Linked DNA regions of Mus musculus: region 2 is linked to region 1. The links are chromatin loops, found by intact Hi-C in ENCODE. Cell type or tissue: left cerebral cortex. All regions are shown on one strand. Links, peaks and the distances in the headings refer to the core of each region. The heading gives the core; the rest is flanking DNA. Region 1 holds the start of Mcrs1 (microspherule protein 1). Region 2 holds the start of Prpf40b (pre-mRNA processing factor 40B).

Region 1 (15,797 bases), core at 1-8,000:
CATCCAGGACTCTAAATGTGTGACTAACCTGCTAGCTAAGCCAAGAAAACTGCCTGATCCTGGGGACACCCAGCTCTAAGCAACAAATGAGAAACTGAAACTCTTGGGGGAAGATTATTTTACACACACGACTTTCAGGGAACAGAACAATTTCCAGAATCATGACAAAAGCAGCAGGATGTGGTGCTGCAAACCTATAGTTCCAGTTTTTGGGAGACGGAGGCAAGAGGTCAGCCTGAGCTGTAGAAAACCAAGACTCAAAACAAAACAAACAAAACAAAACCGAAAAAAAAAAAACCCAAAACGGCAACAACAAAAAGAGGGAGCAAGCTGGCTTTAAAACAGTAAAAATAAATGCTGTCTGCCAAACGTCCTGTGAGGATTACATGATGGGTAAGACGGCAAGCCCCCGGAACACTATCACGAGGGGACACATGTCCTACCATCCGGCCGTGGCCATCTTTCCGAACCTGAGCTGCAGGAGCATGCTAGGGCAAGGAAGGCTTTACTCCCAGGCAGCAGGAAGAGCTATGGCGGTGCACAGTGCAGCAGGCAGTGGATTTTGCCACGAGGAGTGGGCCTGAACCCTACGAACCAGAACCTGGGTCACCAGTCCCCCTGCAGGCCTCCTACAGTCCAACCCGGTGGCTTTCCTAGCTTGGCGGTGAGAGGTGGCAGAAGGCCTCCCAGCCCTTAGGGAAGAGGATGGACGGGGCCTAAATATGAAGCCCTGCTGGGGATTTTAGGGCTAAACCACCTGACCACACAGACTCCCTGGTCCAGGAGCAAGGCAATGGAAGGAGGATGCAGGCTGGAAAGAAAGCCAGGGTGAGAATCTTGTGGGGGGAAGTGACTAGAGACGACATGCCCAGTTTGCTCTAGTTTTCAGGCTCCCCATAAATAATACACTAAACATACTGTTCATGTGATGGCCAAATATGTCAAGAAACAAAACAACAACAAAAAACCTAAACAAGAAGTAGTAATACTAACTACTATTTGGACTTTTGGCTCAGGATAGCAGGCAAGCTGGTTCCCCATTCCATGATGCCAAAGGCCCTGCCAGCACTACAAGGCAGCAGGTTCTGTTGCTGCTGTTTTGGCAGATGGAGGTGAGGAGGACACACACGGGGCTGCTGAGAACTCTCTCACAGGACGCTGGCAGGCAACTGCACCTGCAGCACTTGGCACATGTTCCCACACCTGAACACCTGACTGCTCCCGACAGCTCCTGGGGTGTCCGTTACCTGTCTGATCCTCGAGTAGGTAATACTGTTTCATGAGCTGCCAGTGGGCCTGCAGAGCCTTGGCAGTACGAGCCAGGTAGAAGGCATCAGGGTGTGTATGCAGCAAGTCCTGGAAGGTCTCCAAGGTGGGCTGGCTGCTCTGGAGATCAGAAACATTCTCTTCATGCCTGGGTTTCTTCATTCCTACCCCATCCCTGTCCCCAGGCCAAGGAACTGGAAAAAGCAACAGTCACCAGAGGCCAGGCATGGTTTCCATCAAGACCCCTGCAGATGTATGCAGACCCCATCCGGGACAACAGGACTCCCTACACTGCCGGTTTCCATCGGCCCAGCGCGTGGCCTGCCCACTTACTGATCCCACTTTGCTCAGCAGCTGCTCCTCAGCCTTGCTGAACAGGGCCTTGCTCTGAATGGCTGCAATGGCTTCTGGGTGTAACTGCCTCATGGCCTGGCAAGCCAGCCTGCACATGGGAAGAAAGAAAGGAAGGGAAAACTGAAAAGGAAGGCGTCAAGTAATCTGGGGTTCCTACTCCCCGCAAAACCTATAAGTCTTTGGAATATAGAGATCCTGAGCCTAGAGGCCTGTGGTAGAAATAACCAGGGCAAGGTCCAGTGAAGGAGCCCGGGAACCTGCGGCTGCTCAAGGTTCAAGGCCAGTCTGGTCTACAGAGTAAGCTCTCACCATCAGCCACCCATACAGAGACCCCAGCTCAAAGCAAGCAGACAAGAGGCCGGCTTCTGAGACACCCTGGGATCATCTGCAACTCTCTTCCCAGCCCTTCCTCATTACCCACTGCCCACGGCCTCCTTTTTCCAAGCTGAGGCCAAGCCATTTTCTGGTCTCTCGGGACTATGGCTACAGCTTGAGTAGGTGGTAGGGCTGTGGAGGAGTAGAAGATGGGTGTTCAGATTCAAACCAAGCTCTGAGGACACTGAATTAAGAAACTGAGGAGGAGTATGGTATGTATGTGCAAGAGCTTACTTGAAACTTTGCTAACACTAGACGGGTCTTGGGCTTTTATGTCAGTGTCTCTCTCAGTGTCTGTCTCTGTCTGTCTCTGTTTCTGTCTCTCTCGCATTTGTTTTAGAGAGAGTTTCTCTCTGTAGTCGTGGCTGTCCTAGAAGTCACTCTGTAGAGCAGGCTGGCCTCCAACTCAGCCAATGCCTCTGCCTCCTGAGTACGGGAAGGCCAGATCCCTCTTCTTATCAGGACCTGTGACAGGCCAGTGTGGACAGTTCAGAAGTGGCCCAAGGCACACACTGGTGGAACTGAGGCTCCTGGCATTTGTAGGCATTTATGTCCCATGCCAGGACGCTGACCTCCATCTGGGACTAGCAGAGGTTAAAGAAAGGAGACACTCCAGAATGCCCAGTAGGTCCCCAGGTTAACCCAGAGGCTACAAAGCCCCATGGCCCTGCCTCCCAAGACCCTCCTTTGGGTCCTGGTTGAATCTGGCCCTCCTATACCAAGTTCCAAAATTGGGGAGCCCCAGTCCTCCCCTCTGCTGAAGCCAGCCCACTCACTTGGAGATGACAGGGTCGTAGAGCAGGGCGTACCAGCGCTCCTGAACTTCCCGAAGGGTGAAGCGGCAGCTGAACTTCACACCCAGGTGGACAGATGTCAGGTCGTTAGTCTGCAAGACCCCAGAACGGTTTGCTCTAGCTCAGCACTGGGAAAAATCCTTCCCTTGGAAGCCACAGGGTTCTGCTAAGCTAGTATGGGGACTGGAAATTGGAGGACAGGAGGGATGGAGCCCCAGGCCCATGGTGGGTACCTGCAGCACAGCATTGATGAGGAGGAGGTCATCTGCAGGCTTCCATCGGCCCAGATCCTTGGTCACCTGAAGTGGCTGTTTGCTTTTCTTCACACGCTTGGTCAGCCCAGGGGTTGGGGCAGGGCTGGGAGGTACAGGAGTACTGGGAGCCTTGGATACCTGGGTACAGGACGGGACCACAGTGAACTCAGAGCTGGTGTCAGAAGAGCTGGGGCTTCGGACCTACTGCATCACATACTGTGACAGCCGCAGGCTCTGACAACACCAGGGAGCCAAGCTGAGAGCGGAGCTTTCTAATGCCCACCCCCGCCCAAGTCCTTGTGTATCTTTCTTGACTGGGTGGGGTCCTCTCTCTGCTTGTGGCGCCCTCAGCCCCAGAAAGGAGGGCAGGTGGGGGGATGCCAGGAAACTACTCTTGCTGCTGCACTGTCTGGGGCCAGAGCAATGCCACCTGGGGGTTATTTTTACACCCTGCAATGCTGGGAACAAGCTGTCTGCTCCCAGAATAGATACGAGCTCCCTGCCTCCCACACGGAATGCGATCCAGGATGCACTGGCGAGGGACGCAGCAAGGGAGGGAGCAGGAGAGACAGGACGGAGGGGTCTGGGATGGGGGCTGGGCAGTGCAGTCCCTGGCAGGCCTCACCCAGCTGCCCAGCCCCTTACCTTCTTCTTCTCACTAGAGGAGGGCTCGCTCCCTGAGCAGCGGCCTGACTCCACCCCGCCGGCCCCCTTCACCCGGGTGGAGGATTTGGCCAGGCTGCTCTCTACCAGTTCATCATCGAATTTCTTCCTTTTGATGAACCTGTGGAAGGTCCTGCAGGGTTAACTACTGGTACCACACCCACGCACGGCTTCCAAGGTGCAGGCTCCCCTTGGGAACTAACTGCCTTCACTTTCCAGCAGTGTCTGGCTCAGTGGACATGGAAAAGCCAAGTTCTAGTCCTCTGAGGTAACAGGCAACCTTTCAACAGAGATGGAACCCCTCACTCTCCATCCTCGGTGCCATCCGGACACACCGGCAGAGGAGGTAAAGGAAAAGCACAAGGCTTTGCTTGGACCCCAGGCAGGCTCAGAACCCAGGCAGGCTCAGAAGGCCATTTCAAACCAAGGCTAGCAAGGGCGTGCCTAGCCCCACATGCCTCCCCTTCCAGGCGCTCTGAGCCCAGGCTACCTGGAGGAGCTTCTGCGTTTGGGGATAGTGCCCAGGGCCTGGGAGGATGCTCGCTTCTGCCCTGCCAGTGACTCCTCATCCTCGGAGCGGCTGGCTGTGCCTGACGCCATCAGGGACGAGTCTAGCAGCCCCTGAGAATCTAGGAAAGAGAAAGGGTGACCTCTGTGCACGGACCCTTGTGTCAGCCCCTCAGCCCTTGCCCGGCCTCCCTGAGGCTTGGTCTTTGAGGCAGGCATTCCTCCTTGGCCATCCAGATCCCATCCGGGCTCAGACCTCCTGGTGCCACGGGTCATGGGGTGCAGCACAGGTGCTCAGGTCAGGCTGATGAGGCCGACACACGGGGTGGGCTCTGAGCATAACTGCTCCCTTGGCTATCAAAATGCATTGTGCCAAAGAGCAGAAGCTCCACAGCAACTGAGGCAATTGTGGCTCTGCCGAGAGGCACATGGGTGGTGCTGGCCCAGGGGAGGGGGGTGGTAGGTGGCATTGCCGGGCCAAGACCGAGAGACACTCGTGCAAGGCAAGGGGTAGAGTCAGAGGCTGCCTGGCGCCCGAGAGCTTGGGGAGATGGCCGGGCCTCACACTACCTTTGTCCATCCTCTCACAGTCCCAAAGCCTCCGGCTCCAAACCACAGGGCTAGGAGGAAGGGTCCCACAGGCTCATCCAAGGGTTCTGACCAAGCGAGCTTGGATGCTGAGAAGAGAGTCTGGGAAGGAGAGGTAAGGCTCCCTCAGGCTCGGGTTTCCAACAGGCCAAACCTACTGACTGACCAATCCCTTATCCTCGTGCACTCGTGCACCCTGTCTGAGGTAGTGGGAAGAGGCAAAAGAGCTCTACTCTCAATTGCACCTAACCATTAGTAGCTATTACCTGGTCTGATGGCTCTGACAGTTAATCCCAGCATGTGGAGGCGGAGGTAGAGGTAGAGGTAGAGGTAGAGGTAGAGGTAGAGGTAGAGGTAGAGGTAGAGGTAGAGGCAGGTGGATCTCTGTTGACTTTAAGGCCAGCCTCGTCTACAGAGCAAGCCAGGGCTATCTATATAATGGTGAGCCTCTGCTCCAAACAATAAAAACAAAAAATATAAGTAGCTATGTGGGAGTCACTGAGGCCTTTGTGTGAATGATAAAAAGATGTGGGAAAAAACGTATTAGGCTCAGAGATCTCTCTTAATTTTACCAGTGAATCCTAAATTAAGCATTTGGAACGTTAACCAGAAAGGGTCAAGGGATTCCTGACTCATTTGTTTTCCTTTGCCTGTCTACTCAAATCAGCAGCACCAGCCTGCCCCCAGGCCACAGCCTGGGAAGGTAGATGGAATCCCACTATCTCGCTACCCTTTTGCTTTCCCTTCCATTTGCAGCTTTTACTAAAGCGGGTGGTTCCTTCGGACGATTCAAACGTGGTTTGGGAACTGTATGAATACCCAGCGCTTTGGCAGCCCCGCCCCTCCTGACTCCGGCGTCTCGTAGAGCAAAGTTCTGGCTCTGCCTTTAAGGACGCTCCACGACCAGCTCCGTGGGTACCACAGAAGGGGGGTGCAGGTGTCCAGTCCCACGAGCAACTAAGGCAAAGTGCTTGCCCTCCTTCCCTTCCCTCCTCCCGACAGGGCACCCCCAAGGTGAGGGATCAGTGCAGGTCTGTTTCAGGGACTCTGGGGAGCAGTGGTAATTTAGTCAACTCTTCGGCTCCATACTACTGCATCGATCTCGCCATCTGGCTCTGAGGCCCACAGGCCGGTGGTAGCGAACCAGGACCAACTCCCAGACAATTCTCATCCCACCTCAAGCATGCCACCTGTGCGCATGCGTAACACCGCAGGCCAGAGCCTGGCCTGATCGGACTTACGCATGCGCAGATTTTTCGGGGCGATACCGGGGCGGGGCCCCAAATCTTGTTGTGGGGTTGTGCCCCGAGGCACGTTGGGAAACTCCACTTCACCCTCCAGGTCTACTCAGAACACTAGGAGACGAGTCGCGGGGTCTCACCATTCCTAGGCTGCCAGCTCCAACAATTTCTCCGCGGCGACGGCAGGAGCCGCAGGGCCAAAGCCGGCTTCCGTGAGACACATCTACTTCCGGGTTGCGAACGAAGGGTTGGACGATCTCTTCCGGTTCGTCCTGGACCCGTAAGTGGAAGGGGCGTGGCCGTGCGCCTTAGTGGAAACCATTTTGCGGGGAGCCGGAAATACAGCTTTCCCGGTTGGCAGAAGCGCTTAGGGAGGCACCAGGCAGTGTTAATTATAGGAACCGCGGAGGTTTCCGTGTTGGAAAACGCAGCGGGAGGGCGGGGCTTGTGCTGAGACCCCGCCCAGGCGACGCTGGGAGGGGCGGGGCCGCCGTGCATTCGTAATTAGCACTAACCTTGGTAGGTCTCTCTGGACCAAATCTTGTATTGTTTTATCTGCCAGTGTTTTCAGATAAGGGATTCGGTCAGGCTCTTTGCTAAGCACAGGACTGGAGGAACATGTTGGAGAGTTTGCTCTAACTGTGGCGTACAGTACGATCCCGAAAATTCCTGTCTAAGGGGGAGATGCAGGATGGTGGCCGCGTTCCTAAGGAAACACTCCTTAGAAGGAGCGGCGCCAGTTGCTTACGCCAGAAGAACTCCATCTAGACTGCTGGGGTCAGTCGTGGGTAGCCAGCAAACCAACCGAATCCTTTTCAGAGGACAGTGTTCCCTGAGGAAACTGTTTTGAAAGAAAGAACTAGTTCCCAGAGAACAGGAGACGTCCAGACTTTGGGGCCGTGAGAGATGCCCGGGAAAGCTAGGGAGACTGGGCTCTAATAGCTCTTTCATGCCTTCTTTGAGGGGCACAAAAGTGGAGCAGCTCTGGCTGGAGGAGCTTCCGGGAAGAGCGTTTGCCCAGCGTGCCTGACATCCTGAACTTAAGTGTCAAATGGACGACCCTGACAAGTTGCAAGTCTTCTCTTCATAATATACTGTTACTTATTTAACGAGCATGTATTTGCTTTATCGCTCCCAAAACAAAGTTTTCTGGTATACAGTGTGCTTGTTAGAGGTTTGTCAACTTGAAACTAGCTAGAATCTTCGCGCTCAGTTGAGAAAATGCCTCCTTCAGACTGGTTGGTAGGCAAGTCTGGGGTGTGTTTTCTTGTTTGGATAGATGTGGGAGGTCTAAGCAGTGCCTGCCTTGAGGTTCTTGCCCCAACTTTCCTCGGTAATAGACAGTGACTTGAAAGTTATGAGATGAGGGGCTGGTGAGATGGCTCAGTGGGTAAGAGCACCCGACTGCTCTTCCAAAGGTCTGGAGTTCAAATCCCAGCAACCACGTGGTGGCTCACAACCATCCATAACGAGATCTGACTCCCTCTTCTGGAGTGTCTGAAGACAGCTACAGTGTACTTACATATAACCAATAAATAAATCTTAAAAAAAAAAAAAGAAAGTTATGAGATGAAATAGACCCTTTGCTTCCCAGGTCGCCTTTAGTTACAGTGTTTTGATCACAGCAATTAAAAACAAACTAGGACACAGTCTGGTGGGTTGTGCAAAATATAGTGTGGTTTAGTATCTATACAGATGACAATTAATTGGGCTTTCTTCTTTAAAGAGTTTTTGTTTGTTTGTTTGTTTGTTTTTAAGTAGGAGTGAAATACTTGTTGCTTATCAGGCAAGTTCTGTCCCACCAAGCCACATGGACAGCCCTAACAAGGGATCGTTTGGTAAAGAGCTGGATGGGTACTGTTCAATGTTTGTTAGATGTTTTTCTCCTAGGAAAGGCAAACCCTTAAAGAAGGAAACCCTGAAAGAAGAAAGGGTTATTTTAGCTCACAGGGTTTTTGGGGGTGTGAGGGGGACAAACATCATGGCAGGAAAGGCATGGTGGCAGGAGTGTGGGGTGATTGCTCACGCTGTGTCCAGAACTTGGAAGTGCAGAGAGATGAAGTATTGGTGTTCTGCCTGCTTTCTCCTTTCTGTTCAGTCTGTAGCCCTAGCCCAAGGTCACTCGAAATTAGGGTGTGTCTCCCATCTAAGTTAAACCTCCAGAAATAGCTTCACAGATGTCTTGTGACTCTAAATGAGGTTAAGCGGACAAGATCACAAGCCCACCTGATGTCCAGGCATACCACATTTATGTCGGTGGCATCCATCAGCTGCTGGTGCCACTGGAGCATAGCGATCACCGGTCTTTCTTGGTTTGTTTGGCTTGGGTTTTTGAGACAGAGCCTCTATGTAGTTTTGGCTGTCCTGTAACTTGCAATGTAGGTCCTGAACTCACAGAGATCCATCTCCCTCTGCCTCCCAATGTAAGGATTAATGGCGTGTGTCACCACACCCAGGTATTAGGCTTTAGAGACAGGGTCTCATGCAGTCCAGCTGGTCTCAAACTCAAGTTATCAAAAGATTGACCTTGAACTTCTCATCCTCCCATCTCCACCTCCCCAGTGCTAGGATTACAGCCGGGTGCCATTATCCCTGGTTTTGTGTGGTACTGGGTATCAAACCCATGGCTTTGTGCGTGTTGTATAAACACTCTACCAACTGAGCTATATCCCCAACCCTGAAACATCACTTTTAAATCATAGCATTCCCTAAAGTCTCATGTTAATTCTTTAGACCGGATGTGAGCTTTATTACTGAACATGGTTCAGTGGGCATAGTAAGCAGAGTGGAAGCTCTCAGGAGGACCACAGAGTCTGCCACTCTCCCCAGGGACTATAACTGGGGACATATGTGCCCCATAGCCATCAGGGATGCACTGGTTGTCAGTTACCACTCCTTTCAATTCTTCTGCATTAAACTTGGTAAAGCCCCACCTCTTTGAGGCGTGGCTCTTCCAGAGGCCAGGGAACTTGAACCTTACCTCTATGCAAGGCCTTAACCACCTTCCTCATTGTGAAACCTGACACAGATGGGCTTGATGACTTGGCCTAAGTGGATCCTGGCCACTGTGTCCTGGAGCTTCCCAAAGGCAGCATGCACGCTTGTCTGCAGCCTGGACTGGGGATAGTATTGAGGTCAGAGACAGAAATAGCCCCTAGAAAGCTGCCACCAAGATCCCTTAGGGAAACCCACACAGATAGAAGGTTGAATATCCCTCCAAGTAGGCTTCTGTTTGCAGCCATTACACACAGGTGCCATGAAGAAGGGGGCCTGGCCAGCTCAACTGGCTGTATCACACTCATTTTTCTTTCTTTGTTTCTTTTGTTTGTTTGCTTTTGAAAACAGGGTCTCTCCATGGCCCTGGCTGTTCTAGAACTCACTTGGTAGACAAGTGCAGCATTGAAGAGTGCTGGGATTAAAGGTGGGTGCCACATGCCTGCCTTCATGTTCATATCTTAATGCAGAAGGCAGTTATTTCATCTTAAAAAAAAAAAAAACTCAAAGTCTCAACACTTTCAAAATGATTCAAAAATATAAGTGCAGAGTCTTTTCTGAGACTCAGGTGACCTCTTAACTGCGAGTCTCTATAAAATAAAATACAAGTTACTTACAGTATACAATGGCACAGTGTAAATATTTCCATTCCAAAATAGAGTGTGGGTCATGCAGGGAAGATCAGGCCAATGGCTGGAGAGGTGACTCACTCTGTAAAGTGTGCTGCAAAAGACCAGGCCAAAGCAAGACTGAAACCCAGACAGGCCAGCACTCTGCAGTCTGAACTCATGATGGAACCGTCTGGGCTCCAGCACTGTTAGCAGCTGTGGCCCCAGCCCACCACCGGCAGCACCTGCAGCTTTCCTCTCCGGTCAGCGCCCTTCTCTGCCTGCAGCTTTCCTCAGCAGATGCTCCATAGCCCTAGAACCTCCAATATGCACTGCAACTCTGGCATCCCGTTCACATGGTCAGGCAGTGGGTTCCCAGGGAACCTGACCCCATTCCACCTTGCCTGGCCTTGGAGACTATGTGTGCCTATACAACTACCACCACGTAGGTACCACCAAGTTCCACTGTGGCTTCAAGATGTAGTCTATCCTCTTCCTATTACCGTTGCAGTGCCTTCTGTACACACTAGTGGCCCAACCCAGAACACCTGGGAAAACAGAATCTAGTTAGGTTCTGTTTTCAAACAGTGAACGTTTTCAGGGGCATTCCCAATTTAGACTTTCAAGTTTGAGTTTTCACAGATTGGTGTCTCAGTAGATGGGGTATTGCCCGCAGGACACCTTTCCTGTGGCCCTGCTCCCTGTAAAGCTGGATAAGATTAGTGAGCAGAAGCCATGACTATAGCCTAAGACACCATGTTGTGATTATGACATTTTCTCCACCTCCACATTAGTCCATCACTCGTTAATTCCGCCCCAGTCAAGTTTGAAGTGGAAACTTCTAGTTCTTTGGAAAGTTAGTTATGTCAAATGATATTTTGTCGGGGCACCCAGGTGAAAGGACATCTTGCTAAAGCAGACATGGGAAAGACTGTTTTCCTGAAGCAGACACAGGTGAAAGGATGTTTGGCTAAAGCAAACATGTGAAAGGACTCTTGATGAAGGAGTATATAAATATGACCCACAGACATCAAGAGCCGAGCACTCAGCCTTGGTTTGGTTTGTTCTGTCTTTGCTAAAGACACACATGTACTGATTCGCTTGTATTTCTTGTTGAGCTCAACTTGTGGTAAAGCTGCCATTGAGAGAATCTCACCCAAGAACTGCTTGTGAGACTCCTGTGGCAGCTTGTCGCTTCTGCGGCCTCACCTCAGGCCGGTTGGCGAGCCTGGTGGTTCCTTCAGGATTGAACTACAGCTGTCTGGTCTCCACTTGCTGAAAGGACTGGACTGTAGCTGCCGGTTCGTACCTGGTGTGTCTGCCTGCCTAGAGGACTGGTGTGCAGCTGCTGAGTTGTATTTGGTGTTTGCTATGGGACTGAACTACTGCCCGAGACGATTGAGCTTGCCCCCAAAGAACTATTGCTGAACAAGTCCACTTCCCCCATATGCTAATAACTTTTCTCTTCCACTACCTCTGCTGGGTGGTTGGCTAAAAGTAGGTTGCAAAAAAAAAAATGTGTGTCTACATAAGTTCTCTTGGTGTGAGCAGAGTGTAGCCAGGGTGTAACAAGAATGGTGCTACCATGTTTCCCTCTGAAACTCAACGAGCACAGCAGTTACTGTCTATGTCAGGGTGCTGGTCCTCTAGACTCGCACCATAACGGCTTACAAAACTCTGTTGAGAGCATTCCAGGATTGCTCTTGCCAAAATCTTCCTCTCCTAACCCGAAACCATTTCCAAAGGCCTAGGAGCTGCACGGTCACCTTTATCCCAGCAGTGGCCAGTCCTCAGTACCATGTTTCTGTATGAGTTACTTTTATTGTTGTGCTCACTGAAGCAATTTATGGAAAGGTTTGCTCCAGCACAGTTTGAGCTGTACATTGTATCATGATGGGGACAGCCACGTGGGCAGCGGCTCTGAGAGGCAGCTGGGCGCACCGCACCCACAGGCAGTAAGCAGGGAGCCAGATGCGGTGCTGTGGTGCTCTGCATCGTCTCTTGTGTTTATTTACTTTGGGACTCCAGCTCTTCCCCCCCCCCCACCCCACTCCCCCTGCAGTTAAACCCCTCTGGAAATGCCTTCGTAGAAATAATCCAGAGGCACCAACCAGCCACAAAGCCTTTGACCTGCAATTTGTCCTGCCTGCACGATGTGCAGGGGCAATGGTGGCCCAGAATTTGCAGCAGTGGCCAAAATGGCTGAGTTATATAGGAATCAGACTGGGGACAGGGAAGCGGAAGCCTAGCCAAGGAGAGTGAGATGTTAAGGGCAAGGTGAAAGGTGCTGGGAGGAGCCACAGGTACTGAAGGATGCTGGGGGTCTGGCCGGTATCCTCTTTGATATGTAAACAGGCACCTCAGTCATAGTCCCAGGGTTCTGAGAGCTAACAAGGACCACCTTACCATGACCACCCTGCGGTCATATCTGTTTCAGAAGGTCCCTTGTGCTTATGCTCTGCTTCTGAGCCCTGCCTACTTACCCGCCAAATCCTCCATTTGGGAACCCTACCCTAGAAAAACCTTAACTTCCCCACATCCAAGGCTGAACCCCACCCTAGGGGGAGACAGCCCATGTACACAAATGAAAAAGCTTATTTTAGTTCATTGCTTGCTGTAATTAATTTGGCAGTGGTGATTTGACTAGGGTTGGTGGTCTTTCTTCTCACATCTTTGGGACTGACACAGAAAGGGGAAATAAAAATGAGACACAGACTCAGTCTGAGAAACTAGGTGGCTGCCCGGTGCTATGACCCACACCTGAGATTGCAGCTACCTGGACGGCTGAAGCTGGGGATTGCATGTTCGAGGTCAGCCTGGGCTGTATAGCAAAATTCTGTTGAGAAAGAAAGAAACTTAAAATATTCCAAACCTGAAGCACCTTGCTGGTTTTCCCACCATTCCCTACTACTAGTCCCTAGGCTCTGCACCCCTAACTGGCCTTCCAGCATTCTTCCCCACTGTGCTACCTCCCATTCATTCCCAGTACCCAGAGTGCTCCTCTTCAGATAGAGTGCTCCTCTTCAGATGATTCAAACTCTACTTATATCTGACTACTGTGGGAATCCCTCTCTTCTTGGAAGCAAACACCTCCACCCCTCTGACATCATCGCTGCCTTCTTTTGTTACCAGGCTTGGCCTTCTAGGACAGATGCTTCCAGGTTCGGGGCCTCATGTCTAAAGAACTGAAAAGAAGGGCTCAGGCAGGTTTGCAGATGGAAGAAGATAATATTATTCAGAGCAAAGCAATAGTTCAGGTTATAGAGGAACGTAATAGCAAGACTGACGTCAGGCCACAGGAGGGGGAGGTCACTGAAGGGCCCTAAGCTTTGCCTGAGGTCTCTTCCTATGGGATCCATAAGAAGGAAGGGCTACTTACTGAGAAGTATAGTTTGGGTGTTTCTCTATTTTAATTGAGAGATTAAGTCATATATTAAATTTTTCTACTACACACATCCCTTCCCATAGTGCATCTGATTTTAATCATATGCACACTTTATCACGCACAAGCATAAGATGGTAAACGGGATTCCCCCTAAACTTTACCAGAAGACACAATTTTGCCTTTATTGCACATGTACCTAAAACCAGTTCAGGTCGGGTCAGCCTTCTATTCATCACTCCCGGACATGTTGGGAATACAACTGAATAAGAACTATTTTAATTTGATTGTTACTAGGAGTGGGGAAGTTTAAACTGTTGGTCAAAGATGAGGGTGCTCGGGCTAGACAGATGGCCCAGCGGTTAAGAGCACTGATTGCTCTTCCAGAGGTCCTGAGTTCAAATCCTAGCAGCCACATGGTGGTTCACAACCATCTGTAATGAGATCTGATGCCCTCTTCTGGGGTGTCTGAAGACAGCTACAGTGTACTTACATATAATAAATAAATCTTTAAAAAAAATGAGGGTGCTCATAGCCCAATACACTGAAGGAACTCTGAGGTTGCTAGGGTCATTGTTTGGAGATGGGTATATGTGCATAATACACGCAAGGGGGAGGAACTTTGGTGCCACATGCATTAATATACACACATGCATGCACATAGGAGGGCTTGTGTGTGTCATGAGAAACAAACGGAGTTCCAGGAGAAACTGACCTGTACTAGTAAGGCATTTTTCAGCAGTAGGGTCCTCAGAGGGAGGAGCGGGAGGCGAGAAGACAGAAGCCGCGAGAGCTGGAGTCGGGAGGTCTTGCACAAGTTGTGTCTTAGGCCAACAGAAAACTATCATATACTGTGAAGTCAGCAGAAGGCTACTCAAGCAGTGTTGCATAAAGGGACACAGGATGTCAGCCAGACAGCGCTGGAGAGGGTAACTTTGCTCCTTAGGGAGAAGAGTGGGGTTCTCAGGACCCACAAATCCTTGCCAGGCATATTTCTGGGTTTGCACAAGGAACTACTGTTATCTTTCCATACATCAGGCATGGGGGGCGGGGGGAGCCTTGGGTCAGCCTGGCTCTCAGCACTAAAGGATCACCCACTCATGCTTTCGCTTGCCCTTCCCATCCTCCTGCTCCTCCCCCTGCCCATCCTCTCACTCCTCCCCCTGCCCATCCTCTCGCTCCTCCCCCTTCCAGTCTCCTGCTCCTCCCCCTGCCCATCCTCTCGCTCCTCCCCCTTCCATTCTCCTGCTCCTCCCCCTGCCCATCCTCTCGCTCCTCCCCCTGCCCATCCTCTCGCTCCTCCCCCTTCCCATCCTCCTGCTCCTCCCCCTGCCCATCCTCCTGCTCCTCCCCCTGCCCATCCTCTCGCTCCTCCCCCTGCCCAGCTGGTGAGCTCCGAGTTCAGTCGTTTGGCTCGGGTTCTTCTTCTTTTCAGTACTAAAGTACATGCTTGCTATCTGTTGAGTAATCATCTTCAATTACAACAAAGGAATAGCCTGTGGGAAGCCCAGAGTTGTGTGGGAGCAGAAACAAAGAGCTCTGAATTAAATAGGTTCAGTTTTGGGCACCTGCGAGGTATCCTGGCGGAGGTGTTTTGTTTAAGAGGCAGACATACTAGTTTCCTTAGGAAAGAGGTCTGGAGATATAGAAAGTCAGCATCATGATGAGGCAGACGTGAACGCCCAGGGAGGAGAGTAGACATAGGTATAATGCAGGAGAGCCAAGACCAGTGCACGGGACCCTCCAGCATTCATGATGAAGTGGAGACTTGGAGCCCAGAAAGAAACAGGATACAGATGAAAAGAAGGAGCTAGCAGTGACTCCATCCATTCAGCTTAGTCATCCGTGGTGGAGAACAGTCTCAGTGCACTCTCTTTCCCTGGTGTGGATGGAGCTTCCGTGGGAGCCACGGCTCATGGGTCCTTTTGAATCTTTGCTTAGGACTCCATGTTTCTTCTGGAAGATTCGAATGCAATGGTTGGGAACACAGGATCTGCAGTCAAATTACTCGTTTTTTTTGTCTTTTTTTGTTTTTGTTTTTGTTTTTAAAGACAGGGTCTCTTTGTCCAGCCTGGCTTGGAGCTCACTATGTAGATCAGGCTGGTCTTGAACTCACAGAAATATACCTTCCTCTGCCTCCCAAGTGCCAGGACTAAAGGCATGGGCTATCACACCTAGCATTTGGTTTTATTTTGTAAAAGATTTGTTTTTATTATTTTTTTCTCTGTTTCTCTATCTTGCTCTCTCCTTGTACAAATGCACACATGCACACACATTACATACATGCATGCCTGCCCATGCCCATGTATGCATGCCCAGCCACCATGTCATAGCATGTGTGGAGGTTAGTTCTCTTCTCCTTCCATCGTGTGACTCCCAGGATTTGAACTTAAGATAGTCGGGGCTGAAGCACACACCTTGACCTCCTGGCACATCCCACTGGTACACAAACAACTCTAATTTCTTAAAATTAGAATTTAAAATTGTATTTACTTGTGCGTGTGTGTGTGTGTGTGTGTGCGTGTGTGTGTGTGTGTCTGTATGAGTGTACACATATCGTGAGAAATACGCGGATGTCAGAGGCCGGCCTGTGAGAATTAATTCTCATTTTCCTAAGTCTTGGGATTGAACTCTGACTGCCAGTCTTCGCAGCCCATGGCTTCACCCACTGAGCCATCTCACTGGCCCCAGAGTTAATTTAAAAAAAAAAAAAGTGACTAAATTTGCACATCTCAGTCCAAAGTTCATAATTATACTTAAAAAAAAAATCA
Region 2 (15,797 bases), core at 4,375-12,374, 45 kb after region 1:
CGGGGCATAGCTTAGGGGATTCTAGCAGTCTGCCAACACAGAGTGTGAATTTTAAAAATCTACCCCTGCACAAAACCTTTTAGGATCCATCGCTAGGTGCTGTCCAGGAGCCTCCTGCCCACTTACCTCGGGGCTGTGACCTTACATCCCTGCTTTTCAGAGGTGGTTGGTCTTAGCCTCCCTTGCAGAAGTCAGATACAGGATGTGAGCATTCCGAACTCACCTGTCTGCAAACCTGGCTTGTCAAGTCTCCCAGGACCCCCAAAGGCCCAGAGGCTGGAGTCTTGTGTAAACTAGAGATCAGTCCCCAGCCTCTACATCAGACCCTAATAGAAGGGTAGTTTCCTCGTCTCTGGGGTTACCTCCTGAGTCCGAATTAGCTGGGCAGTCTCAATCTTTGAGATAATAGCCTTCACTGATGTGGGAGTCACCAAGTGTGGGGGGTTGTCCTTCTCCATTCTAGATAATTCTCTCAGTCCGAAGATGTCCCATGGCTCTTGTACACAGGGCTGAACACACAGTATGGGCAGCTTTAGGGGCTAAGGGCCCAGGGAGGTTCCTGGGTACCCTCTGCCCGGCCACAGCTCCTCTAGTAACTGCCAGACACCAGGTTCCAACTGACTCTCTTTTCCCCAGTGACATCATCAGTTTGACTTAAAGAATTAGAAGATTAAACTTCCCACCTCCCAGCTGTATGCCAGCCGTTGCCTGCCATTATCCTTTGTTTGTTTCGCCTCACCATTAAAAATCATGTTCCCAAACTAAATATTAATGGCAAAAAAAAAAAAAAAAAAAAAAGAAAAGCAACTAGGAAAAATGACTTCCTGCTGCAGTTTAGATCCTGGTTCCCCAAAGATCCGTACGTGGAAGGTTCTGGTCCCCAGTGTGGTGCCAAGGGGAAGTTGTGGAACATTTGAGAGGTAGAGCCTTGTGCAGGGGGCCTTAGGATCTGTGTCCTCTTGAAGGGCATTGTAGGGCTCCAACCCTTTCTTCTTCCCCTATCCTTGATCTGTGGTTTTACTCCACCACATCGGAAGCACAGCTCTTTGGTCACAGGCTGGAATTCCCAAAATGGCGAGCCAAATAACCTTTTTCCCTTTGAGTCAATCCTTACAAGTGTTTGTTACGGCATCAGAAGGCTGACAAGACACTTTCTAAAGGGAACCTCTGACTTTAAAATCAGAGCCAATCAACACCTAAATGAGGATATGTTTTCTTCCGCCCCTAGGCTCAAGGCTCAGTCAACACTCTTACTAGCTAAAGTTGATAAATAATCATAGCAGGAGGCTTTTGTTTCGTTTGTTTTTTTGTTTGTTTTGTTTTGTTTTTTAAGATTTATTTATTATTATTCTCTAAGTACACTATAGCTGTCTCCAGATGCACCAGAAGAGGGTGTCAGATCTCATTATGGATGGTTGTGAGCCACCATGTGGTCGCTGGGATTTGAACTCAGGACCTTCGGAAGAGCAGTTGGTGCTCTTAACCACTGAGCCATCTCTCCAGCCCCCTCGTTTCTTTCTTTTTTGAACATCGCTGTATGTTTGGGACTTAGAATTGTACCTGGCCCATACTAGGGCACTAAGCACCTATTGAATGAATGGATACAGAGTGCAGGTTCACAGACATGAAAAATATTCTCCCTTGTCACCAAAAATACTGCCATCTAATAGATAACAAATTAAGCATCGTAAGTTGTCTTACCCACATAAGACTTTTCCTGACACTCAACTGCTTTTCACTGTACTGTCCATCCACTAAGGCAATGGTAATTCTGTTGCTTACTCACTCAGCAAACACTCACCTTTGGTAATATTCTCAGTGCTTTGCTTGCGGCTCTGTGCCGGCCAAGCAGAAGTGCGCTAAGCTCCAGATTGACTTAGACCCTGGCTAGTGGATACTTCCTGATCTTTATGTCTGTTCTGGGCGATCCTTTGAACCCTTATGATTTCAGAAATCTCATAGTTTGTAAATCATTTTTAGTTTGACCATGTTTAATTTTTAAAAATTTAGCCCCTCTCAATTGCTCACACTCTTGCTCTAAGGATCAGAACCAGACCCCTGTGTGTGCTAGATACACATTCTACCACTGGGCACGTCCCAACCCTGGATGACTTACCGTCACCAGCATACCTAAGCCAGCAAAGGCTCCGAGGGTGATGGGTCACACCCAGGTACAGCTGAAAGAACGGGGTTAGGATTCGAATTTGGTTTCTTTACTCCAGCTCCTTCTCTGGACTCTCTTTCCCCCCTTCCCCCTCTCTATTTTTCTTTTAAGTTCAACCACACTGATGAGTAGACTGTATATAAATAATCTAAGCAAGGCAATTGAAATGTAGACAGTGTATGATTTAATTAAGAAAAGCCCAAGACACCTCCTCAATTTAGTGTATGAAATAGACATGCTGAGGCTCTGAGCTCCTTCCTCAGAGTGAACACAACTCACGCTTTTCTGTTAAAAGCGTGGTGGGGATGCCTTTAACCAATCCCAGCACTCAGAGCCAGAGGCAGGTGGATCTCCATGGGTCCAAGGACAGCCTGATCTATGTAGCGAGTTCCAGGACAGCTAAGGCTACATAGAGAGATCCTGATGAGACAAAGGGAGAGGAGAGGGCCCAAGACTCAAACTGTATACTACTGACCTGAATGAAGATCCTGTCTTTAACAAAGGTAGTTGGAGCCGGGAAATGGTGGCGAATGCCTTTGATCCTCTAGCACTTGGGAGGCAGAGGCAGGCGGATTTCTGAGTTTGAGGCCAGCCTGGTCTACAGAGTGAGTTCCAGGACAGCCAGGGCTACACAGAGAAACCCTGTCTCAAAAAGAAAAAAAAAAAAAAAAAAAAAAAAAGATGTGTTAAATTGGATCTAAGCACCTCTTTTAAGGGACAACATTTAGTTGGGGCTGGCTTACAGGTTCAGAGGTTTAGTGTCTAGGCATGGCACTGGGGAAGGAGCTGAGAGTTGAGAGTTCTACATCTTTATCCAAAGGAAGTCAGGAGCAGACTGTCTCCCATGTGGCTAGGAGGAGGGTCACAAAAGGCCACCCCCACAGTGACACACTTCTTCCAATAAAGCCACACCCACTCCAGTAAGGCCATAGTTCCTAATAATGCCACTCCCTGGGCCAAGCATGTTCAAACCACCACACTCATATACATAAATAAATAAATCTTTTTTTTTAAAAAAGAAAGGGACTGATGGTTTAGTTTGTGTGTGTGTGTGTGTATGTGTGTGTGTGTGTATGTGTGTGTGTATGTGTGTGTGTGTGAGAGAGGAGAGAGAGAGAGAGAGAGAGAGAGAGAGAGAGAGAGAGGAGAGGGTTAAAACATTTCTATAAAGGTTTCACATAGTGGGAAGATAAAATATTTAAAAAATTTTTTTATTTACTGTATGAGTACTCTTCTGCATATACATCAGCAGGCCAGACAGAAGAGGGCACCAGGTACCCTTACAGATGGTTGTGAGCCACCATATGGTTGTTGGGAATTGAACTCAGGACCTCTGGGAGAACAGCCAGTGCTCTTAACCACTGAGACAGCTCTCCAGCCATGAGATAAAAATATTTTAATTCATTATAAATAAAGTTTCACAGTGCTTTGCAGAAAAGGTTGCCATTTAACATTTCTTACATCCTATAGTCACAACACACGTATACAGCACACTACAACACACACACTCGCGCGCGTGCGCGCACGCGCACACGCACGCACACACACACACACACACACACACACACACACACACACACACACGATGTAACATATAACACTCAGGACTGTAGCTGGGCTCTGGGCAGATGGTGCATATGCCCAGAAGTTAGGTGAGCACTGGAGAGTGTAAGGGTTGGTGACTCTTCCTCTCTGAAGCAGCCAGACTTATTTACATCCCTGCCCCTTAGGCCTGGGACATCTCTAGACACTAGTTGTTCTGAGACCTGCACCTTGGGCCAGCTGCCATAGCTTCAGCATCCAGCATCATTCAAAGGCCACTCTCGGGTGATCACCGCACGTCTAGGAGAGACACAAACTTTAAAAACCCCATCTAGCCCGCTTTAGACTCCGTGCAGAACGTTCTCATCTAGAGCAGACACTATTGTGTTGTTGGTCCTCAACTCATTAGAGGTTCAGCTTTATGACAACTGGTGTTATGACATCATTTCACTGTGAAGAAGCTGCCTCAGCGAAGCCAGGCGTGTGATATGTCGGACAGGTGTACGCACGGTCATGCAAGCATCTGGAGGTCAGAGGTCAACCACAGATGGCATTCCTCTGGACAGCCGTCTATCTTGGTTTTTGAGATAAGGTCTCCAAGCATTGGAGCTGTTAGGGTGACCCGCCAAGTCTGACTTTTTACATTAGTTCTGGGGACCAGTTGGGTCTTCATACTTCCAAGGCAAGCACTTTACAGGCTGAGCCACCCCCCTGTCTCAAGGTTTTAGTTTTCACTGCATAAATGGAAAAAAAAAACCCCAGGAAAACAAACATATCATTTTAAAACTTTATAGCTGGGAATGTGACTCAGTGGTAGAGCATTTGTATAACATGCACAAGGCTCTGGGTTTGAGTATAAAATACTTCTCTCTCTCTCTCTCTCTCTCTCTCTCTCTAAATGAATGTAATAAAATGGAGCAAAGAGATTTTGGGGAGAAAATAATTAAATAAAACACAATCACTCAATACCTAGTTCTTTTCAAGATAGGTTATTGCAACAGGTTAAGATGCTATAAAATGATATTCAGAGCATATGTGAGAACAATAAGCTTAACTTGTTAAAACACACACACTCTCTCGCACACACACACACACACACACACACACACACAAGAATGGCGGGTAAGCCAGCTGGGGTGCCACATGCCTTTACTCCCTGCACTAGGGAGGCAGAGGCAGGAGGATCTCTGTAAGTTTGAGATCAGCCTGGTGGACTACAGAGTGAGTTCCAGGACAGCCAGGGCTACACAGTGAAACCCTGTCTCAGGAAAAAAAAGAAAGAAAAAGAGAGAGAGGGAGACGGAGACGGAGACGGAGACGGAAGAAGGAAGGAAGAAAAATGAGGGTCACCTCAATGGCTTAGCAATAAAAGCACTTGCCACCAAACCTGATGACTTGAGTTTGATCCCAGGACTCCACACACAGTGGAAGAAGGGAAAGGGCTCCATAGCTTGCCTGTGGAGCACACACACTAACATTTGCACACAAATAAATTAACAAAAAAAGTTAAAATGCAAATAACACAGCGCAAATGAACACAATAAAAAGCAGATAGTGACAAATCCCTGGGGAATACTGAAAGTCCGCTGGGAAAATAAGATGCCTCAGCTTTGCACTTGGCTCGGCTCTGCAGAGCAATCACAGTGTGGTCAGAACTGACGATTAGACAAACAGAAAGTGTTACAGGATGGATTTTGCAGACGGATATGATAAATGATGTATAACTTATGAGAAGGGAAGAGCAATGAGCTAAATCCTTACATCTGCCCCCGTTATTTCTGGGGCTGAGGCAGGACTGAGAATCAATAACCATACACTAAATATTTCAACACTGTAAGCCAACAAACTGTTAAGTAAAATACATTCTAAAACTTAATTTCATAAAAATGTACCTGGAAGGTCGGGTTCTAAATTAAAGTTTTGGGACTCTCCAGAGTTCCACAGACGAAAATGGCAGTGCCCAGAACCTGGCTCTGCTCCATTCTTTCCTTTCTGCTCTTGGCTGTGTCCTGCCTTGAGAGAACCTACAGGGTCAGTGACCTCTGGTCTATGCTGAGCCTTTCTCTGCAAACAGCTGCCCTTGTTATTCCTCAGGCTTGGGGAGGCCCACATCATCTGCAAGGTCTCTGTGAGGAGGGATGAGGGAATCCAGTGAGAAACGGGAGATGGTCCAGGAAACAAACCGGCAAGGCAGTTCTCCCATCCCTTCGAGTATCCATCAAAATAGGATCAGTAAGGGAATAGTAGCAGTGGATCAGGATATCTCCTTGGATTCCTTACCCAGTGAGAAGCAATGAGGCTGACAGAGGGATACACTGAAGAAACAAACAAACCAAAAACCAAAAACAAAACAACAACAAAACCAAAGAAACCAAAACAACAGCAACAGAAAATCCACTAGTTGTGAAAAATGGCTGTCTCCAGGGAGAAGATCAACGAGGCAAGCAAGGCTCTGCTCTTTGTCCTGAAATGCTTTCTATATTCATTTGACCTTTAAAAACAGTTGCCTGCTCATACTGTAATCCCAGCACTTGGGAGGCAGAGGCAGGAGTGTGAATTCAAGGCCAGCCTAGGCAATGTGTTAAATTCCAAGTCAATCTGGGCTACACAGCTAAACCCTACCTCAAAAAACCAAAGCCCCTAAACCACACAGTAACAACAACAAAACCGTGCTTTTGTGCTCTCTCTCTCCCCCCCCCCACTCCCCACTCCCCCCGCCCCGCCCCCCGCCCCCGCCTGTGTGTGTGTGTGTGTGTGTGTGTGCATGTGCCAATAGCCCAAGTTTTAAGTAGATCCACTCAGGTAAAACCAGATGCTTAACTATGCTGTGCAGAAAAAACATCAGGATGAATGAGAGTGAAGTAAAAATTGAGTTTATTAAGATAAAAAAGAGGGCTCAGAAGTTAAAGGTGATTGCTGCCAGGTCTCTCAAGAGCTTGCCTCCTTTATCTTCTCCCTGGAGACAGCCATTTTTGATCTCCTGGACCAGAAAGCATAGTCAAAGGAGAGAACTGGTATTTCACATACTTGTAACAACACAGGTCACACACACACACACACACACACACACACACACACACACACAAAGTGCCCCCCCCCCCCCCCCCAGACAGGGTTTCTCTGTGTAGCCCTGGCTGTCCTGGAACTCACTCTGTAGACCAAGCTGGCCTCGAACTCAGAAATCCACCTGCCTCTTCCTCCCAAGTGCTGGGATTAAAAGCGTGTGCCACCCCTGCCCGGCTCACAAAGTGCTTTTTAAAGGAGAGGCTGGAGAGATGACTCAGTGGGTAAAGACAATTGCCATCAGTCCTGATAACCTGATTAAATCCCCAGGACCCAAATTGTGGAAAGAGAGAAGTGACCCCAGAAAGTTGTCCTCTGGTTCCCACATGGGTGCAGTGAGCACACATGTGTCCCCCTCCGCCCCCCGATAAATAAATAAAATAAAAGCAAGAAAACATAAGGGAAAGAAGAGACTTTAGATTTTTTTTTAAGCTCGGTTTTGGTTTTATTTTGTTTTTGTTGTTTTGTTTTGTTTTGTTTTGTTTTGATACAGGGCTTCTTTGGGCTACACATTTCCCTGTGTATTCCTGGCTGTCCTCGAACTTGCTGTATAGACCAAGTTGGCCTCGAACTCAGAGATTTGCCTGCTTCTGCTTTCCAAATGCTCGATTAAAGGGGTACACCCACTACCACCTGACATACATTAGATTTAAAGTGCATCATGGATTTGTTATTTGAGATCACTTCAAGAAAGACAAATTAGATCTCAGGGGAAAGGGTTTCTTCCCCTCATGTCCGGCTTTTCATGACGTCCTGGGACATCATTTTAAAGATCAGGTCTCTCACTAGTCAGAAAACACAATGTAGGCTAGTTCGGCTAGCCGCTGAGCCCCAGGGATCTGTCTGCCTCTACAACTCAGTGCTGGCTTGAAGAATGAATATAAGAACTTTTAATACAACTATTGATAAAGCCAAATTGTCTATAGACATAAAGAGGTGTTTTCCTGAGTCAGGTTCAGAAACCTACAGAAGGAAACAGGCAACGTCTTGGTCTTTACCCCGGCTTTGGAGGGGTAAAGAGGTGCAATGCCTCCAACCAGGGCCAGCTGTACTAGCCCAAGAACTTGAGCATGCATGCCCATTAAGTAGCTTCGAGTTCCCTTATCTACATAACTGAACGTTTATCTCTCACTGTAGATGTTACAGAGGCAGATTCTGAAAGTAACCCAGCGCTAAGCGAGAGGCACGTACGCACTCATTTAGGGGATTTGTCGGCTTTGCCCGACACATACGGCTGCTGGCACAGGAGTTTAATTAATAGTTCTTGAATTAAGAAATTAAAACTAAAGCCGGGCGTGGTAGCGCACGCCTTTAATCCCAGCACTCGGGAGGCAGAGGCAGGCGGATTTCTGAGTTCGAGGCCAGCCTGGTGAGTTCCAGGACAGCCAGGGCTACACAGAGAAACCATGTCTCGAAAAAAACCAACAACAACAAAAAATTAAAACTAAAGAAAATACGCAGGGAAAAGAGCCGCTCTGTGAACCGCTGTAGTGCCCTCTGCGCGGGAGAAATTAATGGCTCGGTCCGGTCTGGGTGGTGGCCGCGGAGTCGCGGGCAAGAAGGGGGCTGTGAGCCGGGAGAGCCACGCCGCCCTGCGCAGCCAGCGCGCGGTCAGTCCCAGGCCCGCCCAGGCGCGCTCCGCCCCCGGGGGTGGGCCCAGGCGCGCCCCGCCCCAGGGGGCGGTCCCAGGATTCTGCGCACGTGGGGGCGGGGCCTGGCGCTCCGGGCCGGGGGCGGAGCCGGGCCGGGCACACCGGGCCGGTTGGGGGCTCCGCTCCTCGGCGAGAGCAACCGGAGCCCCGGCCACGAAGGGGTGCGACCCCCCCACTGGCCCCGCCCTCCCGGCCGAAGCCCGGCCAATCAGAGCTGTTTTTACTGGCGAGTGGGCCGAGCCGGCCCAGCTGCTCTGAGGCTCTGGCATGGTAACGTCCCCGCGCGGGGGTGGAGAGGCCCGGGGCTGTCTCACAGCGCCCCCTGCGGCCCGGGCTCGAGCCGGGGAGGCGGGAGGGCCGCCGGGGCACCCGGGACCCTGAGGGAGGGCGAGGGGACCGAGGGGTGAGGAAAAGAAGCCCTGTAGGTAGGTGGGGGCGGGGAGTGAGGGTAGAAGGGGCGGGGAGGCCATTATGGTGCATGGCGGGGGGCGGGGGGGCGGGTGCGACCGGGGGCTGAGGGGACGGAGAGCCTAGGCGCTGTGTGAGGAGGAGGAAGGGATGAAGTGAACGGTGGGTCTGTGGAGAAAGGTCGGGGGCGAAGGGAGGGCAGGCGATGGAAACCAGTTGCCAATCCTAGGCTATTTGGCGTGGCCCGTGCCCCTCCCCCAGACCCAGGCTTGTGCCTTTTGGAAGCCCCAGGTGCCCCTTTGGACCTTAGGGGACACCCTTCCTTACCCATCCGTTCTCAAAACCTGTCTCCCGAGGTTAGGAGGGACTTCTGAGGAAAGAGATGCTCCTGGTTTCCACCTCAGAACCGGAGTAGTCCAAGAAACGGAGGAGCAGAGGCCCCTGGGTCCCAACCCTGGCTCTGCCTTCAGACAGACTGTGGTAACTCTGTGTGACCTTGGGCAAGTCACTACCTTTCTCTGGGCCTTGAATTTCCCATTGACTTTTAAAAAGGAAAATGGGCAGTATGATAAACGGACTCTCCATCCGTTGCAGAAGGGGGCGGGATTTGAGGAGGGAATTCAGGCGAAGGGGTTCTAGGATGCGTCAAGCAGGAGGATGTTGGAGTGGAGACCTTCAGCTTGACTGGGGAAAATTTCTCGGGATTTACGGATAAGAGATTTAAAGCTTGCAAGGCTGGGTCCTGGCAGGCCTGGGCCTTGGGAATCCCGTTGGAGAAATGGGAGAACTCTATAAATAGAGGAAGTTGAACCCTGGAAGTTCAAAAACGATGAGAACCAGAAGTAACAACATTCTGTTTCTTCGGGAGAGTGAAGAGGTGATGGAGGATCAGAAGCAAAATGTTGTATTCTAGAAAGATCTCTAGGCTCTTTGTGGGGAGCAGAAGAAATGCTAGGGCTTACACACCAGAGTAGAGGCTAGGAAGTAGGTGGGGGAGGGGCTGGACCTATTTGGGCTCTGCAGGTCAGTGGAGACAACAGGGTGCTAGAGCTCAGCTGTTCTTTGCAGCGCTCTGCATTGAACCTAGGGCCTTGTTAATGCCGGCAAGAACTGTAGTGCTGAACTACTCTGCCAACCCCGTTTCTTTTTGATGATGGCTGCCTCTCTTTGAGAAATATGCCTCTTAGCCTTCATTTTCTTACAGTTCCTTTGGTGAATAAGTCAGTCCAGGCCTACCTAGGATCACCTGGTTGTCTCAGAATCTCAGGATTGGGATTAAAAAAAATGAGGCTAAGAAATGTCATCTGTGCCATCCTTCTTTCTGGGAGGCAGCTTTATGGGGTCGGACTGCTTGGATTCCAAACCTGCCTCCGCCGTTTAATCTCTGAGAACTGTAGCCACGAAGTAACCTGTTAGAACCCCAGCTTCTCCATGAAATGGGGATACTTTCTCAGAAGGTTGTGAGGATTAAATGGACATGTGGTGTGACTCTGGCTCATAATATGCACCCAGCAAACATTACTGTTAGCCGTGATCTCTGTTCTCTTCCCTGTCTCTCTATTTTTGTCTTTTTCCCTGTTCTTCTGAGTGCTCAGTTCTGAGCTACCCCTTAGATCTGAAGGCTGAGAATTGATTACATCTTGTATCAGGATGCTTCCATTGGTCTCCCTGAATATATGATGACTAGATGGCCAATAGTCTCAGTATTGACTCTCCCCTGCCCTACAATGTGTGTTCTGTTCCGGGGAAGACTGACAAATCTGCTTGTCTTTAGCTTTCTTTCTACTGTCCTTTTGCACTGGTCACTTCAGAGTCCACTCAGAAGTGTTACCGTCCCAAAGTTGTATTGGTATTGCAGCAGGTGAGAGGAGCAGAAAAGAAAGGACAGCACAGGGGGAGGGAGGGAAGACTCTAAAAGGTCCATGGTCATTTCCATTCATCCCATCCCTCTGTCTTCCCTGGGTAACTGAGTAAAATGGGCCAGGGTTTGAATTCTGTCCAGAAGTCTCCATACAGTTAGCTTTCTATCATGTAACTTTTCCCATATGAGTATTTGATACCTGCTGCCTTCCACCAAGGTAAAGGATCTCTATTTTACATGTTTCTATTACCGATTATACTCAAGAGAATTTACACAAACAAATGAGTGCAAACAGTATTTTAGGTAGTATCCAAAAATCCACCAAGGTTAGGGATGAGATGGTGTCATCAAAGCACTTCAGGTGGAGGGCCACCCTGTCTAGACAGTTGGGGAGTTTGAGAAAGAGAAAACCTAGGCTGTCGAGATGGCTTAGTGGCTTAAGTGCTTGCTGCAATGGCAGAAGGATTGGAGTTCAGATCCCCAGAACATACAAAATGCTCAGCTCCTTGTAATTCTAGCCTTTAGTGCAGAGACTGGATCACCAGAGTATGACAGCTAGTGAGACTGGCTTTATCAGTGAGCTCCGAGTTTGGTTGGGAGACCTGGCTCTCCCCAAGGAATAGGGTAAAAGATTGATGAAGGATAAAGGATAATTCCTAACATCAGCTTTGGGCCTCTGCATGCTCATGTGCCTCCCATGTCCTCAGACATTATGAAATGGGGAAAGAAAGAAAGCTCACTTCCAAAATGTAGCACACTGGATTGGAAAGGCAGGCACTCTCAGAAGCCCAGTAAACATTCACAGAGGTACAAGCGACTGCCAAGTGGTGTGCTTGGTCCTAAGAGGACAGAGTGTGTGGGTGTGCGGGTGTGGGTGCTCGGGTGTGCGGTAATGTGAAAGTAAAACAGAGTGAACTTTGGATCATCTTGAATAAAATGAGAGAAATCTAACAATTCCTGTACAGAAAGTTAACTAGGAAGCCCTGGCCTCAGGATGGGCCAGATGTGGAACTGCCTGTAGCGAAAGGCTTTGGATGGTAGATGAAGAGAAAAAAGTATTTATTTATTTATTATTATTATTATTTTTTTAGATAGTGTTTCCTCCGTGTAGTCCTGGCTCTCTTGTAACTCACTCTAGAATCTGTGGTCTTGAACTCAGAAATTCACCTGCTTCTGCCTCCCAAGTTCTGGGACTAAAGGTGTATGCCACCATGCCCAATTTACTAATTTATATATTTATTTTGAGATAGGGTCTCCCGCTGTAGCTTTGGCTGTCATGGAACTTGATTCAAGATAGCCTTGAATTTTCGGAGATCTATCTGCCTTTGCCTCCAAACTTAAAGGCATATGCCAAATTAAGAACACCTGACTCTAAGTCGAGGAATTTTATAGGGCAGGCAGTAGGCACCACTGTTTATTCTTAAGATGAGGTTTGAATCTTGATGATTTAGTCACTTTCAGGGAAGGTTGGTATGAAAACACTGCTTTCTGTGGCAGGCACTGTGCTTCTAGGGAGGACAGATGGGATTTAGTTGGCTCATCTGAAGCCAGCTGTGGGACTGACACACCATTTACAATTACTCTGTCTGACCTTTCTCACATGCTAAGAGAGGAGTGCCGATGTGTGAAGTGGCATTCCTTTAAGTCCAGCACTTGGAGATGGAGGCAAGAAGATCAGGAGTTCAGGACCAGTCAGTCCAAGCCACCCAAGCCACTGTCTCAACCAACCTTGGCACATGGCTATAATCCTAGCACTTGGGAGGCTGAGGGAAGAGGGTTGTTTGGTTGTAGGTTTGAGGCTAGAGTTAGAGTGGGGTATAGAGCGAGCGAGTCCTAGCCAGCCTTACTATAAAGTGATAACCTGTCTCATAGAAGGTTTCGGGAACATTTGGGGGATATTCAGAGTCTCCTCCAGCTCTAAATTGTGTTTTCTTTATAAGGAGGCCTTATCAGAGGCCACCGAGTTTGGCAGGACTTGCCAAAACCAAGTCAATGACCTGCCCCACTTTAATTTTTCTATAATGTCTATTACTCATTTGGATGACAGAGCATGTGCTACAGTGCATGTGTGGGGGGAAAACAGGGGAAAGTTGTGAATCAGTTCTGTTTCTGCTGTGTGGGTCCTAGGAGTCAAATGCAGGTCCTCAGATTTGAAGGCAAGTTCCTTAATCCACTCAGTAGCTCATTTACTGCTTCATTTGTGAGGCAGAGTCTCTGCAGCCCAGACTGACCTGGAACTTACTACACAGCCCACAGTGACCCAAGCTCCTCATACTCCTATCTCCATCTTCCCAGGGCTAGGATTGCAGTGTTGAGCCGCTGTGCTGAGTTACCTCTGCCCTTAAGACTTTACATTTTAGTGGAGTTGCTCTAAATTCGTTAAATCCAAGATGTAAGTGAGGATCCATGTTTTTGTTTGTTTTTCTAGAAATACTTTTTCTAAATAAATTATTTATTATATATACAATATTCTGTCTGCATTCCAGAAGAGGGCATCAGATTCCAGTATAGATGTTTGTGAGCTACCAAGTAGTTGCTGGGAATTGAGCTCAGGACCTCTGGAAGAAAAGCCAGTGCTCTTAACCTCTGAGCAATCTCTTCAGCCTGTGAATCCATGTTTAATAGAGTATATGTTTTAATGCCATGAGATGGTATGTTTGGAATTATACTAGTGACTGTAAACTTGTGATGGGTGACTCCTAGAAGGAAGGTGTGTGGTGTTGAACATATAAAGGAGACTCTGGCTAGTGCAGTGGGTTGCTGAAGGTTTTCATTGGAAATATTTGTTGGTTGTGAAGTGTGTATAGGACATAGGAGAGGTGCCTGATGCACAGTTGAATGCCTGAGCTGGGAGAAGTGAGTGTGGCTGGAGCACAGAGATGGGTATGGAAGAGACCGGCAAGGTCAGTGGCCTCAGAGACCTGGGTAGAGTCTTGGTGTTCACTCAGAACAGTGGGAAACCAATGGAGAATTCTATGCAGGTGCTTATGGGTCTGATGTGTATTTTGGAGGGCATTGTGGGTACAGATAGAAGTGGATATGAGGATAACAGTTTGGGAGGCCACATTGTAGATCAGATGGGAAAAGTGGTTTGGGCAAGAAGTGTGAGAAGAAATGGAAAGAGCACCTAGATGGAAGAACTCTTTTGGAGGTTAAACTGAGAGCTGGGTGACATATCAAGAAGGCTCTAGAGAGTGTCTTCAACAGATGACTACATAACATGGTGGTGCTGGGCCTGATAAGACTGAAGGATGATTACGGCGTAGGTTTAAGAGGCTGGATAAATGGTTCAGTGGTTAAGAGCACTGGCTGCTTCTTCCAGAGGACCCTGGTTTGATTCCCAGCACCCACGTGGCAGCTTACATATATCTGTAACTCCATTTTTAGGGCTTCTGACACCTTCACATGTAGGCAAAACACCAATGCACATAACATAATAATGTGTGTATACACACACACATTAAAGGCTCTTAAAGCAGCTTAAGGTGAAATAGTAGAACATAAAATTGGTATCTCCTATGCAAGTCATTTCTGACATTCCATACAGATAAACTCTCCAGAGGATAGGAACAGTACACTTAGTTGAAGGTAGACAATAGAGAATTCTAATAGCTTGGCACATAGCTACTTAGGACAAGGAAAAAGATATTTCTAGAGATAAAGGTTACAAAGCAGTTTTAACTGGTCAGGCCTCCTCAGGAGCGGGGTAACTGAGAACAATTGTGAGGCAGCTCCTGTCCGTCCAAACTTCCACCTCTTACTAGAGCTCTTGTGCTGGTCCTCAGCTTCTGCTTAGGGAGAAAAACAGCCCTTTAGCCACATCCTCACCTTTTACAGAGTGTTTGAGCTGGGCTCAGAGGTTAAGAGCACTGACTGATCTTCCAGAGGTCCTGAGTTCAATTCCCAGCAATTACATGGTGGCTCACAGCTATCTGTAATGGGATCCAGTGCCCTCGTGTGTCTGAAGAAGTGTACTCATACCAAAAATAAATAATTTAAGAAAAAAAAATGTGTTTGAGCCAGGCGTGGGCACACCTCGAATCCCAGCCCCTGGGGGGCAGAGGCAGGAGGATCTCTTGAGTTCTAAGCTAATATAGTCTACAGAATAAGTTTCAGGGTAGCCAGGGCTACATAGTGGCACCCTGTCTCAAAAACAAAATCAAACAATATAAGACTGTCTGTCTGTTTGTGTCTACGTCTATGCCCAGAGGCCAGATGAAGTCAACCAGCATTTTATTCATCCCTCACTGCCAAATTTACTAGACATAGGGCCTCTCATTGAACCTGGAGGTAGGCTGGCAGACAGCAAGCCCTAATGATCGCCTTCATAGCACTAGTGTTACAACCATGCACAGTTGTGTGTGTGTGTGTCTGACTGTCTCTGTGTATGTGTGTTTGTATATATTATGCTGGCATCCAAACTCAGGTACTCATGCAGCAAGTGCTCTTACCCACTGAGGCATCTCTTCAGCCACCAAAAGACATTATATATATATTTTTTCCATGTATTTAAGTTTGTCTGCATGTACATCTGTGCATCATGCCTGTGCCTGGTACTCATGGAGGCCTACTGGAGTGTGTCAGATCCCTGGAACTGGGGGTATCCACACATGTGAGCCATCATGTGGGTGCTGGGAAATTGAACCCAGATCCTTGCTCCTGGAAGCAGCTGTCTTGAGTGCTGAGGGATGTCTCCTCCTGCCCCACCCCAGGTATTTTTGAACAGGTAATAAAACCATATAGTTGGCATATTCATAAGGCATAAAATGACATACTGTGGAAAGTCTCTTCCTTCTGTGCCAGGAAGGATCTAGCCTTTGCTGCTGTTGGAAGATGGGTGGTGTTGAGCACTGGGTGGGAGAGCCGCTCTCAAACTCTAGTCCATAAAGTGACAAGAGAGTGTCTTTTGTATCTTATACAATAAAGCTTCGCCCCACCTTGCCTCCCTCAGCTTAGCAGCACATCTTTAGATGTTGGCATCAATCCATATCTTAGTAATGAGTTTCCTCATTCTTATGACTGTGTTCCATTTTATGTTTTCGTCTCATTAGTCTTTACTGATGGATATTTCAGCTTATTCTTATTTCTGTTTATAAATATGTTAAAA

Evidence for each region. Peaks named below come from ENCODE experiments on the same cell type or tissue, not always from the same donor. Only the 100,000 strongest peaks of a DNase experiment are listed, where the experiment ranks them.
Region 2: it touches region 1 in a loop (2.0-fold over the local background); 3 of 42 quality-filtered maps call a loop at or near these places.

What each region holds. Positions count from the first base shown.
Region 1 is chr15:99,245,680-99,261,476 of GRCm38, forward strand. Mcrs1 (microspherule protein 1) reads right to left here and starts at 6,282. Exons shown (of 15, transcript NM_016766.3): 1 at 6,183-6,282; 2 at 4,784-4,903; 3 at 4,197-4,335; 4 at 3,689-3,827; 5 at 3,023-3,181; 6 at 2,772-2,881; 7 at 1,600-1,708; 8 at 1,248-1,386. The coding sequence starts at 4,793. It overlaps 1700120C14Rik (RIKEN cDNA 1700120C14 gene), which reads left to right and starts at 6,109. Exons shown (of 3, transcript NR_045627.2): 1 at 6,109-6,322. Gm25999 (a small nucleolar RNA gene) reads right to left here and starts at 9,335; the gene lies at 9,203-9,335. In left cerebral cortex, for the core only: CTCF peaks have their summits at 3,465 (motif pointing left) and 6,811; DNase peaks (open chromatin) are centred at 2,116, 3,482, 3,878, 5,583 and 2 more places; H3K4me3 peaks cover 2,742 bases; H3K27ac peaks cover 6,459 bases.
Region 2 is chr15:99,286,583-99,302,379 of GRCm38, forward strand. It overlaps Prpf40b (pre-mRNA processing factor 40B), which reads left to right and starts at 8,656. Exons shown (of 26, transcript NM_001370635.1): 1 at 8,656-8,846. Fam186b (family with sequence similarity 186, member B) reads right to left here and starts at 598. Exons shown (of 8, transcript NM_001081254.1): 1 at 363-598. The coding sequence starts at 458. In left cerebral cortex, for the core only: a CTCF peak has its summit at 8,738 (motif pointing left); DNase peaks (open chromatin) are centred at 8,004, 8,586 and 9,259; H3K4me3 peaks cover 2,519 bases; H3K27ac peaks cover 1,797 bases.